Linked DNA regions of Homo sapiens: region 2 is linked to region 1. The links are chromatin contacts, found by Hi-C or POLR2A ChIA-PET in ENCODE. All regions are on one chromosome and are shown on one strand. Each heading gives the region's core, a stretch centred on a gene start or an enhancer-like site at or near the end of the contact. The rest is flanking DNA. Distances are from core to core; before and after follow the strand shown. Region 1 holds the start of EGFLAM-AS5 (EGFLAM antisense RNA 5). Region 2 overlaps LINC02107 (long intergenic non-protein coding RNA 2107).

What was found. Hi-C counts contacts between places; a loop is a spot of excess contacts on that map. ChIA-PET counts read pairs that join two places held with the same protein, here RNA polymerase II (POLR2A). Pooled maps may share reads with other maps.
Region 2: a map of gastrocnemius medialis shows a loop between it and region 1 (5-fold over the local background). The contact joins the enhancer-like site here to the promoter of EGFLAM-AS5 in region 1. A Hi-C loop is called at or near these places in 1 of 168 maps with a recorded cell type or tissue (gastrocnemius medialis) and 1 of 50 pooled maps. POLR2A ChIA-PET finds 5 or more read pairs at or near these places in 1 of 52 experiments (Panc1).

The regions. Positions count from the first base shown.
Region 1 is chr5:38,465,490-38,471,942 of GRCh38, forward strand. EGFLAM-AS5 (EGFLAM antisense RNA 5) reads right to left here and starts at 2,877. Exons shown (of 2, transcript NR_199676.1): 1 at 2,750-2,877. RefSeq lists enhancers at 777-1,976, 3,344-4,215.
Region 2 is chr5:38,164,926-38,171,378 of GRCh38, forward strand. All of the region lies in intron 2 of LINC02107 (long intergenic non-protein coding RNA 2107), which reads left to right. Among named protein-coding and RNA genes, the nearest start is that of LINC02119, 20 kb to the left of the region's middle. Within about 2 kb of position 2,711, at least 3 of the 41 ENCODE cell types and tissues checked have a DNase peak (open chromatin) inside an H3K27ac peak, as active enhancers do; they include gastrocnemius medialis, where a contact is called at or near this core.

The DNA.
Region 1 (6,453 bases), core at 1,627-4,126:
CCAATCTCCTGTCTTTGGGAAGCTTTGATGGCCAGGATCCTTTCTCCCAGAGGAATCATGGTTATCATCATCATCATCATCATCATCCACTCCTAGACACATAATCTTATATGAGTGCAGTCCGGAGAAAGGCCACATGGTAGAAAGTGGGTCCTCCACTTCCCAGACACCCTTGCCTCAACACCTCTTCCTTTGATACTGCTGGGGCCAGTGCTTCCCAAGATGTCATGGAGTTGCTTTTACAGGCCATTTTGATGGATTCCCTCCAGCCATACATATCATTGTGATCTTAGGCCATTCAGCTGAATTGAAGCTAGAAGAGCTGTTGCTAATGAGTTGTTGTTCCACGAAAGTGTTATCCAGAGAAAAATGCAATGACCCAGGGATGCAGGCCTGGGAGTAGAACCATTTGCCTCTGGGTGGGAAGCAGATGAGGCTAAGGGGAGAAGAGTGACGTGATGACAGGGTCAGGGGAGTAGGGATCTGACAGGTGAGAGAGCAGCAGAGTGGAGGGACCCAGGAGGAGCTGGTGACCTGGGAGGCTCAGGGTCAGAGGACAGGGTAAGAGACAGTGTATCCCATGTGGGCTCCTGGGTGTCCTGTTGTCTCTCTATGTGTATCTGCTGTCATGGCCACAATAATGCTGCATAACAAAAATCACAAAACTGCAATGGCATGCAGCAACGAGTGTTTATTCCTCATGCGCCTTAAGTGGTCAGCTTGGCAGCTCTGCCAGTCTTGGTTGGGCTTGACTAGGTGGATCTTCCGGTGTCCGTTGGACTTGCTCACACGTGTCAGGGTTGCTAATTCAGGACAGCCTTGGCTGGGTTGGTGAGGTGGCTTGTGTCTGCTCCGTGTGTTTCTTGTCCTCCTCCTGGGCTAATGGGCTGGCCTGAGCATGCCCTTCTCCTAACAATGGGGGAGGGCACGAGCACGAGAGTAAAGGTGGAAGGCCTTTCACAGCCTCGGCTTGGCACTGCCACACCCCAGTCATCTGTGGATTCAAGAGAGGAAGAAACGGGCCGGCCCCCACGTGACATATGGGCTCTTCTCCAGCATGAGAGAACTACCAAGCTGCCCGGTGGAGGGCATGGACTCAGGAGCAGTGGAAAAGCGTCACTGCTGATGCAATCGGTCTACCCCAGCAAGTCCTACGTCATTCACAGCAGGGTGCAGTAGGGAGGCCGTGACCCCCTGGCCATAGGTCTTCTCCGACCTTCTTTAACCCTTGGGGCTGGAGGCGAGGTCCATGATGTTCTCAGTGCCCAGCCAGGCCAGGCCTGATGCGAGCAGCACCCGCCCTCCCCCATCGCAATGCGGTGCCCTCTCTTCCCCTTGCCCTCCTTCCACATGCTCCCTGACACTTGGCAGCTGGCCCCGTTGCTGTTCTGAGGAGGAGGGACTGGACCGGCTGGAAGATGGGATCTGTGCCTGGCTTTTGGGTAGCCGCTGTGGGGAGAGCATGTTGAAGGCTGGCCAGGCTCTTGGCTGAAGAGAAAGGTTTGGGGTGTCGCCAGGGAGCTCAGAGGCTAACAGCAGTCCCTGTCCTAGGGAGGAAGGATGGAGTGGGGCACGGGATCCTGAAAAGCTTTTCTCCCACAATCAGGGTCTGAGGAAATTCCCCGGAACCTCCCACATGTTCGAAGCAAGGGTGACCGGGTGTGGGGTGAGGATGTCCTTGCTTTTCCTATTAAGATGGCCTCCCATAACCCTGCATGTTCCTGGAGGCCCCACCTCAGGATTTCTCTCAGGAAGGTCTGTGGGGGTCTTCTGTGTCCCCCTTCTGCGGCTGCCCAGGCAGCTGCCCCGGCCTGCCCGCCGCTCTGAAGGCCGTGCCACTCTCCCACCCTGGTATTTGTCTTTCATTTCCTGACCCAGTCCTGCTCCCTTCTCCCGGCCCTCCAACACAAACAGGCCGGCTGGTGTCCACACACAGACTGCCCTGCTGGCACGGGCACTGGCGCTTTCCTGCTGCTGCCCCCTCTCCTTCCTCCCTGCCCACCTCCTCCCCTGGCCCTGCAGGAGCTGCTACCCCCTCCCTGCGTGGGAGGAAGGAGCTCGGAAAAGCGCCCGGAGTTGGAGCTGGCAGGCCCAGGGCTTTCCACTTGGAGGAAACGCTGCATTTTTCACCTTTAACCCAGAAAAATATGGTTCTCAGAAAGCTTGTTTTTAGCACTGTGAGTTCCCAAAGGAGGAAGAATAGGCAGTAGGGGGGCCCCCAGCCTCTCTGAGCTCCGACAGCAACCCCCACCCCAGAAGGCCGTTCTTCCTGGGAGGGAATGACCGAGGGGCAGCCTGCAGAGGCCCAGCTCCGAGAAAATAAAGGCAGAGAATTCCAGCTCCAAGCGGAAAGACAATACTTTAGGAGAGGAGCCTGGACAAGGCATGAGCCGCTTCCCACCTCCTCCCTGCCTCTTCCAGCTCCTGCCCAGTCCAGGAACGCATAGTAGTTGCCCTTGGAGCTGGGGGTCAGTCCGGGCGTGCCCACCACCGCCCAGACCCTTAGCTGAGAAGGGGGTAAGATTAGCTTATCAAAGGCGGGAACGACGTTCTCCAGCACTTTCTCCCTGCAGTGGGGAGAGAGCTGCCAGCATGGAATCAAAATTAGAATCTGAAATCAGGGGTCGTACAGCTTTAGCCCACTCCCACGTTATTTGTCAACATGGAGATGTGGGTCGTCCGACGGTATCCGAACTAGGGACTTATCCGGCACACGCTAAACAGAGAAGGGAAATGTAAGCAGCCCTACCTCAACCATTGTGAGGCCAGAAGTCCCAGGGCTGCCGGCATTTAAGCTGGTGGGTCCCGTGGAAGTGACAGGCTGCCGTAAGGAAGTTCCAGCTTACAGGTGGCTATGTTCGGGCCAGCAAAATGACTAATCCAATGCAACAGCATCAGCTGGCTTCTGGGCTAGGCCCTGTGAGTAACCGCACCGCAACCTCACAGTCAAAGAATGTTCACATATTTGATCTTCATAACAGTCCTCCTCCTATGATGGCTGGAGCAGATGGGCATGGCCTATTTGACTTAGGAAGACAGACACTGGCCACAAAGACTGGGTGACTTGCCCATGGTCCCATCACGAGGACGCAGCCACGATGCTGTCCCGTGGAGCTTTTCTGCCCTCACCCTGACCTCTGGTCAGGTGCAGTCTGCCCAGGGACACCCGCATTGTTGAGGGACATTCTGAGGCTCCCTTGGGTTAGCTGTCGTCTGCAGTATAGTCGTGTAAGTGAGGGAGATTCGGACAAAGGCCATGTCCCAAGAGTCTGCTTGCCAACGCATGCCAGTTTCTCATCACAGCCCTGAATCTGCCTTCTTTCAAAGGCCTTCTGTTGCAGGGACTCTGGGTTGAGCAAATCTGAAAGCAGAAACTAAAGAGCTAGTCCAGCAGGGTGGGATTCAGGCCCCTCTACGGGCAACTGGGTGTAGGTTAAATTCTTTTCCCTTCCCTCCTTTGCTTTCATCTCCACAAATAACCTCCATAACCCTGGGGAGTGGTTGCAAGCTATTTCTGCCCAGCAGCGTGTTCCCCTGGGCCCCTGCCTCGCCCCAGCCAAGCCACGAGCTGAAAGAACAGGGAAGGCAGCTGGGAAAGGCCTCCCCTGCCGCTCCTCTTCTTCCCGCTTGCTCTTGCTGAGGCATCTTTGTCCTAGAAAGTTCGTAGCTCCCAGGAGCACTTGCCATTTCCTGGAAAGACGGGAGAGAGAACATTATGTCTCAGCCCCTGGGAGGATGTCTCTTCTTTTCTATTTATCCATCTTGTCTTTCAGTTTTGCTCAAGATGCAAATGGTGTCCAGAGGCATAGAAATTTCCCAGCATGTGGCATGGCCTCCCCCGATGTCCCAGCTGCTCACCTACAAGCCAGGGCCCAGCCCGGGGCTATGACCTCCCCGAACAGCCTGCTGCCAAGGGGCTGCAGTTCTGACTTGGCTAGGAGAGGACTTGAGTTGGAATGTCTCTTCGAAGGAAGGCCAGGGAGGCTCAAGAAATTTGCCGTTTATACTCACTTAATAACAAAAGTAAGAGGCACCAGGCCAGGGGCTTAGCTAAGGAAAGCCCTGTTAGGAAATTGGCCAAAAGAAAGCGGAGGCAGAGAAAATGGACTATGAGGCAGAGAGAGCTGTGGGAGGAGAGGGGTATGGGGCCGCAGGGGTCGCAAGGCTCAGTGCGTGGTGACTTCCGGCCCTGCCGGTAGCATTCCATGTTCTCACTGAACGTGGGGTTCAGAGAGCAACTGTGGGGGTTCAGAATGAAATGGGGGGCCCTGTCTAATACAGTGGAAAGTGGAACACAAGCCGATTGCTTGTCCAGGTCACATTCACACCACCTCAGAAATGAAAGAAGCCTGGGCGATCTCTGTTCCAGCTCCACACGGGGCTAGAGAGGTAAGAGGATGTGCCCAAGGCTGGGGGCCTTATCCATGTGACTGCCTCTGGCCTGGAAGCTGGGAGCCCTTGGGAGTGGGTTGGGAGGCTTTGGGGGTGGGGAATGGAGGGTGAGGAGCGGATGGCCTGCGGGCCCTCGCAAGGATTACTGTAGTTGCCCCCTCCAGGCACTCGCCCACACAAGGTCGGTTGACATTTCATTGACACTCACTGAGGACGAGCTATTCACAAACCAGCCCCTGGCCAAAGTGCCAGTGAGGATATAAAGGATAGAGAGGACTCAGCTCCCCCTGTCAAGGTGTCGCCTGGGCTGTGGTCTCACCTGAGGCTCACTTGCTCTTTGTTTCTTCAAAGCCAGGGGAGACTTTCTTTAGGCAGGGCCCAGTCCCTCTCATAAGAGGTCTCCTCAATAGGTCGCCCACCCAGGATCATCGCCTATTAACTCCAAGTCAACTGATAAGTAGCCTAATTATGGGAGTGACAACACACCATTTCCACAGTTCCATGCAAGCATCTCGGGGGCCTTCGTAGAGTCCTGCCTACCACAACCCTGATCAACTCTAACTTTCAGTCTCTCCCACCTCCAGATGATACCTCCCCAAAAACCAAGTTCATTTTCCTAAAATGCACCCTCTGTCCTGTGCCATCCCAACTAAAGGCTATGCCACGGTCAGCTGTGTCCCTAAACAATGAGTCAAACACTCATAAGATAAGGGGAGTTCTGTTCTCAGAGAGCATAACCGTACTTAAAAATTCCTATTTATAGTTCCTGAAAATCCTGTGTTCCTGGGGTCCAGGGACCCTTTGCCATGACTAAGGACCTAGGCTGGGGTACAGTTGATGGTGTGGGTGCCCAGGGGGATTGAGGAAATTGTCAGGCAGCTGCCCTTTCCAGTGGCCACTCAGCATGACCCCAAGCAGCCCACAACTTAGAGGAAATAGCAGGGAATCCATGGAACTCTGCATCAGCATCTTTGGTAGCCAGTTACTTATAAAAGACAGTATTTTATGACACAGAAAAGTTGGTTTGGGTGTTTTTGTGTATAAGGTGCCAATGGCTTTTAGTATGAAATTCAGATGTCAAACTAATGCCAAACACTTTTGCTTGACTTTCAAAGTTATCCATTATTTAATGAAAAGTATGAATATAGAAAAATGTCCAGAATACAGAATAGTTCATCCATACATTGGGATTTCATATATCCATGAAAGAGTACCATATATGAAAAGATTTTCAAAATATGTGAAATAAAAATTCAAGTTCCAAAACAGAATCTACAATTCTTTTATATATGCACACATATACATATATATGAATAGACATGTACATATATACACACACATATTCACATAGGAAAATATTTCCGAAAGGATAAAAAGTAAAATGTTGAAAAGACCTAATGCTGCATAAAAAGATTGCGTGGGCCCAGCATGGTGGCTCACCCCTGTAATTCCAGCACTTTGGGACGCTGAGGCAGGCAGATCACGAGGTCAGGAGTTCGAGACCAGCCTGGCCAACATGGTGACACCCCGTCTCTACTAAAAATACAAAAAATTAGCCGGGTTTGGTGGCATCAGTCTGTAGTCCCAGCTACTGGGGAGGCCAAGGCAGGAGAATCGCTTGAACTCCGGGAGGCGGAGGTTGCAGTGAGCCGAGATCACACCACTGCACCCCAGCCTGGGTGACACAGCGAGACTCTGTCTTGGAAAAAAAAAAAAAAGATTGTGTGATTTCTTTTTCTTTTCCATTGATTTTCTAGTTTTTCTTCAGTGAGTATTTTTTGTTCTGTCTACTCAGGATATCACCTCTTTTGGAGGGACTCATCTTTCTCCAACTCTTGTGAAAATGTCCTTTGAATAGAACCTATGTCCAGCCACAGGACTGAACCAGGAATGAGCACATGACAAGCCAGGCCAGAGTGCTCGCCAGATCACTGTGAGGACTCCCCTGATGGCAAGGCCATAAGCTTGGAGGAGCCTGGACCATGGGCCCAGCTGCTTGAGGAGGTCTTGCTTGAGGGAAGAAAGTTTTGTGTGTAAGGAGATACGTGTTATTTCCGGGTG
Region 2 (6,453 bases), core at 1,461-3,960, 300 kb before region 1:
ATCTCTCCACGTCCCAGTTGCCTCATCAGTAAAATCAGCAGAATGACAGTATCACAAAGTGTCTTTGTGAAGGTTAACAACATACTTATGTAACACACTATCACATCGACCAGAGAAGAGTCAACAAATGCTACTTCCCTTTCTCCTTTATATGCAATCAAAAGTAGTTAGTCCAGAACAGTGACATCTGATGAAATCAAAGTGGGCATCAAGGGCAATGCTGGAAGAAAATCAAAGAGAAGTCATAGTGGGAAAGTGGGAAGATACTGTCCAATGTGTGTGCGTGTGTGTGTGTGTGTGTGTGTAAGCCCCAGTCTTTGAAACTCAAAGTGTTAACTATAAAAATTCCAATACATTTGGATATGTACCTTATAATGAGGGCTGCAAACATGAGTCTCAACACCAGCACAGGCAAGGGGTGCCATTTACTTGGTGTGGCGATGTTAGTTGCCACCAAATGTCATGTTCATAGCAGAGGATTTGATGAGTTAATTCAATCCAAGTCCAGACACTAAATATCTTGCAGAACAAACAACAATGGGTCATGCATTTTTGAGACATGTTTTCTGCACCGCCCCTTTTTTTAAACTAAAGTAGTCTTTCCTGGCTCCTGAACACAAGCTGTCCTCATCTATTTCCTAAGATAATCCATTATAAATTATGACAGGTTCCCCAGATCCTGGCGGCCGGCGCAGCCCAGTGTGCTGCCCAGGTCTCACTTTTCTGTCCTGGTCATCTCCGACAAGTTCCATGCGTGACTGGTCAGGAGACGGCTAATTCCAGTCCACGCATTTTTCAGATGAGCTTCATTTTATTTTTAATTTCCCCACAAATGCACTCCAGGCGCAGATTTCGTCAGTTACAGACATAGCTCTCTAATCTGTGCCGCCCTTCCGTAGCTCATACTACCAAATGAATTAAGGTCCAGTTACATATAAAAGTGATTATGATCAGCGAAATGTCTGCCCAGAGTGGCCTCCCAAAAAAAGGGAAAGATTCGAGGCTCTGACACTCCCCTTTGGCCATCTTAGGGCCATGCACTGTACAATAAAAATGATCCCATCGACAACTTTCTAAAACATACACTGCCTTCAGATTTTACAGCTCCAGGTCCTCTGGCCCCCATGGAACAGATAAACAAATAGCTTTCCTCTGTTGGGGGAAATTATTTGTTTTCTGTCTTCATCCAACGAGATTTCTTTTAGAGAGATCTGATCTCATCCTTGTGAGAGCTTCCTATTTCACCTCTCCAGGCATCTGGCTTTCGCTTGGAGGCAGGCGACTTCTTCCAAATCCTGACATTTGAGGGGCAGGACTGTACGTCATCTTTGGGATTCTGGAAAGGCTCACGGGGCGATTCTCAGGATAGTGTCTGTGTGGACTGTATTTTCCCCTCAAATCAGGAAAGCAGCTCATGGAGTAGGCACTGCATGGAGACTCATAAAGTTAAATCAGACCAGGGAGCAAAGAAATAAAGGCCATCTTCCTCTGTTCTCAGAGTTTCTAATGTAACTCAGGGGCGAGTAAATATTCCTAAGGACACATTTAATTATCGAAAGTTATCTTCTCCATAAGTTAATGGATACAAAGAAGACCAAGAGAACAAGGAGGAATTTAATGGAAAGAGTAATAGAGACAAAGAGGCAGGGGTTTACCACCAAAGAAGTATGTGATCCCGTATACTTCTCTGCCTCTTTCTGGTGCTGGTCCCCACAAATATAAAATCTAGAATATTCTGGACTTCTATGACAAATGGCAAAAGAGTTAGGGGAGATTCGGGAAGCTTTCCTCGTTTCCACCAAGGTTTCTAGAACAATTATTACAAAGCATAACCAGTCTGGGCCCGAGGGGGACAGTGATGTAGTCCTCCCATGAGGCCTCTTACTGGGGATTTTTCCAACCTGCTGTGCAGAGCCCAAAGCTGATGAGGTCAAGTGTGCTCAGCCTTTTGATATGGTTCTCGTTGGGGTGGAACCAAGTCGACAAATGGTCCAAGAATCTCTCCTAGATGTGACCTCTGAACAGAGCCCGAGGTGGGGTGGTGAAGGCGGAGAAATGCTGCCCCACACGGCAGAAGCCAGCCAACGCCTGCTGCCCCACCACCCGCCAGGCCATGGCCCTGCTGCCCTCTGAGACAAGCCGACCTTGGTAGTCACCCAACTTGCGAATCTTTTGAGCTCTTCCTGTCGCCATGCCCCGCCCATCCCATTCCACCCTCTCCTCTTTTTTCTCCTCCCTGGCAGCCACTCTGTTTTCAGATGTTTATCCAGAGTCAGGTCCTCAGTGGCTGTGGTGAGGCCTGGGGGAGGGGAGTGCCCTAAAAGCGGGGTTCCTCTGGGCTTCTAGGGCCCATCACATGGATGCCCACGTGTGTGTGTGTGTGCGTGTGCACATGTGTGCGGGTGTATTTCACTGGTTGACCGTGGTCTGTATCTCTGGCTTGCAATGTCATTAGTCCTAGATGAGCCCATGTTGGATGCCTTTTCTGGGAACACTGGTATCATCTGTGCTCTGAATGCTCCATCTCAGTGGTCTCAATTTGATCAGGATATCCGGATTTTGTAACATCATTTTCTAACTGTTCCTCCGACCCTGATTCCATCCTTCAGAGCTCTGAGGACATGTAACTAGAAGCCACTCCAATTACGCTCCCCCTCTGTGGTGGACCCGTGTCACCTGCCGCCCTGGCATCATCACCCAGGCATGCACTGTCACACTCCCAACCGGAATGTCAGCTTGCTGTTTGAGATTCACACTGACACTCGGTCCCCAGAGGGCTCCTCCTGGAGCCAGGGCGGCCTGTGCTTGGGAACACATAAAAGCACAGGAGTCCCCTCGCTTTTTGGCAGCACTTCAAGCACTAGCCCAATGAAGAGATCTTGACAGCATACTTGTAAACTCCACAGGCCCCAAGGGCTCAAACACCACGATATTTATGCTCACGGGTGGGGAGCCAAAACAGTTGGGTTGTTATGCAGACATGGATCTCTTACCCAGACCAGCATTTCTGACACCTGTTAATTGGCATTTGAAAGAACTGAGTCGAGGCGGGTGGGGGACTCCGGAGCTGCTGCCAACCTGTACCTGAACCGCGGGGAGTCCTGCAAGGTTTTGGCCCCTCCAGCTGGTCAGAGATTCCCTGGAGAGATGAGAAAGTGAGTCCCAGGGTTGGCAGAAAGGATCATCAGAGAAGGAAGAAAATAGGAAGGCGGGTGAGAAGAAAAGTAAGAGACCAAGAGGGAAAGAAAAAACTAGACAGGGTGGGTATTTTTAGATTTGCTAGTGCAGAGCTTTGTGCCTGCAGCACAGGTCCCTGCCTCTGCAGCACCAGTTCTGCTGGCCCAGGGTGGGATATGCCCTTCTTTTCCCCTTCCCCCCTGGGGCAAGAACTCTCACCTGCCTTTGAAGGTTAGAGACCACCTCCTCCAAAGAGCCTTCTCTGAAAACCCCAGACAGCCAATCTCCTCTTCCTTCAGGAGTTCTTATTGTAACGTACAGTTTAGCGCTTCAAACCTTTTTGTGTGTGTCTTGTGTGTCTCCCTGACAATTTCCTCCACACCGCCAACTTTTAACTCCTTGGGGTCATATTAGAGAATTTTTCTGGCCCGCTGTGCCCAGCAGAGTCCTAGTTTCAAAGTAGATTCTCAGTATCCACAGCTGATGGATTGATTTTCCCCCCTCTGGATGTCTTTTTCTCTTTTGGGTTCCAGACCTCCCTGCCTCAATTTCCACTCAATCTGTCCCCACATAGCTTCAAGCTGACTAGCTGGGCTCTGTGAGTCTCCTTCTCTGCACCTGTTTCAAGGTGTGGATGGCCCAGAGTTCGACCTTATGTGAGACTAAGTTTAAATGACATAGTAAAAAGTTTCTATATTTCATTATTAGTGCTCAGAAAATATTCATCAAGTGTCTATTTATGAATTGACTTGTGTTCCAAAAGTTAGCTTGTGTTTTAGTTTGAATCCAGAAGTCTGTAGAAACAACATTATAAATGAATTCCTTCATTCATTCCTTCAACAAATACATCTTGAGCACTACTACAAGCCCTGCACTATTCTATGTGCTGGGAAATCTGCAGGGAACAAAGCACATACAAACCCTTGTCCTCAGGGAGCTTATATCCTGGTCAGGGGAGACAGACAACACACAAAGAAGCAAGTAAAATATATGACATGTCAGATGATCCTAAATGCTAAACGCCATAGAAGGGAATAAAATAGGAAAGCGGAATAAGGTGTCGGACAGGGCTGGGATTGTACAAGAGAGAACTTGGTGTGTTCTAGAACAGCAAGAAGCCAGAGTAGTTCAAGCAGAGTGAGTACTGGGGTGAGGAAAGTACTGGGTGGTTTCCCTGGCCAGCACACTGATAGTCTACTTAGCGCATTAAGAAGTCTGAACTGCAATTCTAATTCAACCATAAACATTTACTGCACGCCTATACGACGACAGGGATTAGTGCTAGGTGTTGGTACTAATTCTTTCAACTACCCTTAACCATGTTTCTATGGGAATATCCCTTCTGTGTATCAGCTAGAGAGGCAATTTGGGACATTAGAACCGTTTCCTTTTTTTTTTTCTTTTATTATTATACTTTAAGTTTTAGGGTACATGTGCACATTGTGCAGGTTAGTTACATATGTATACACGTGCCACGCTGGTGTGCTGCACCCACTAACTCGTCATCTAGCATTAGTTATATCTCCCAATGCTATCCCTCCCCCCTCCCCCCACCCCACAACAGTCCCCAGAGTGTGATGTTCCCCTTCCTGTGTCCATGTGATCTCATTGTTCAATTCCCACCTATGAGTGAGAACATGCAGTGTTTGGTTTTTTGTTCTTGCGATAGTTTACTGAGAATTATGATTTCCAATTTCATCCATGTCCCTACAAAGGACATGAACTCATCATTTTTTATGGCTGCATAGTATTCCATGGTGTATATGTGCCACATTTTCTTAATCCAGTCTATCGTTGTTGGACATTTGGGTTGGTTCCAAGTCTTTGCTATTGTGAATAATGCCGCAATAAACATACGTGTGCATGTGTCTTTATAGCAGCATGATTTATAGTCCTTTGGGTATATACCCAGTAATGGGATGGCTGGGTCAAATGGTATTTCTAGTTCTAGATCCCTGAGGAATTGCCACACTGACTTCCACAATGGTTGAACTAGTTTACACTCCCACCAACAGTGCAAAAGTGTTCCTATTTCTCCACATCCTCTCCAGCACCTGTTGTTTCCTGACTTTTTAATGATTGCCATTCTAACTGGTGTGAGATGGTATCTCATTGTGGTTTTGATTTGCATTTCTCTGATGGCCAGTGATGATGAGCATTTTTTCATGTGTTTTTTGACTGCATAAATGTCTTCTTTTGAGAAGTGTCTGTTCATGTCCTTTGCCCACTTTTTGATGGGGTTGTTTGTTTTTTTCTTAGAAATTTGTTTGAGTTCATTGTAGATTCTGGATATTAGCCCTTTGTCAGATAAGTAGGTTGCCAAAATTTTCTCCCATTTTGTAGGTTGCCTGTTCACTCTGATGGTAGTTTCTTTTGCTGTACAGAAGCTCTTTAGTTTAATTAGATCCCATTTGTCAATTTTGTCTTTTGTTTCCATTGCTTTTGGTGTTTTAGACATGAAGTCCTTGCCCATGCCTATGTCCTGAATGGTATTGCCTAGGTTTTCTTCTAGGGTTTTTATGGTTTTAGGTCTAACATTTAAGTCTTTAATCCATCTTGAATTGATTTTTGTATAAGGTGTAAGGAAGGGATCCAGTTTCAGCTTTCTACATATGGCTAGCCAGTTTTCCCAGCACCATTTATTAAATAGGGAATCCTTTCCCCATTGCTTGTTTTTCTCAGGTTTGTCAAAGATCAGATAGTTGTAGATATGTGGCGTTATTTCTGAGGGCTCTGTTCTGTTCCATTGATCTATATCTCTGTTTTGGTACCAGTACCATGCTGTTTTGGTTACTGTAGCCTTGTAGTATAGTTTGAAGTCAGGTAGCGTGATGCCTCCAGCTTTGTTCTTTTGGCTTAGGATTGACTTGGCAATACGGGCTCTTTTTTGGTTCCATATGAACTTTAAAGTAGTTTTTTCCAATTCTGTGAAGAAAGGCATTGGTAGCTTGATGTGGATGGCATTGAATCTGTAAATTACCTTGGGCAGTATGGCCATTTTCACGATATTGATTCTTCCTACCCATGAGCATGGAATGTTCTTCCATTTGTTTGTATCCTCTTTTATTTCATTGAGCAGTGGTTGGTAGTTCTCCTTGAAGAGGTTCTTCACATCCCTTGTAAGTTGGATTCCTAGGTATTTTATTCTCTTTGAAGCAATTGTGAATGGGAGTTCACTCATGATTTGGCTCTCCGTTTGTCTGTTGTTGGTGTATAAGAATGCTTGTGATTTTTGTACATTGATTTTGTATCCTGAGACTTTGCTGAAGTTGCTTA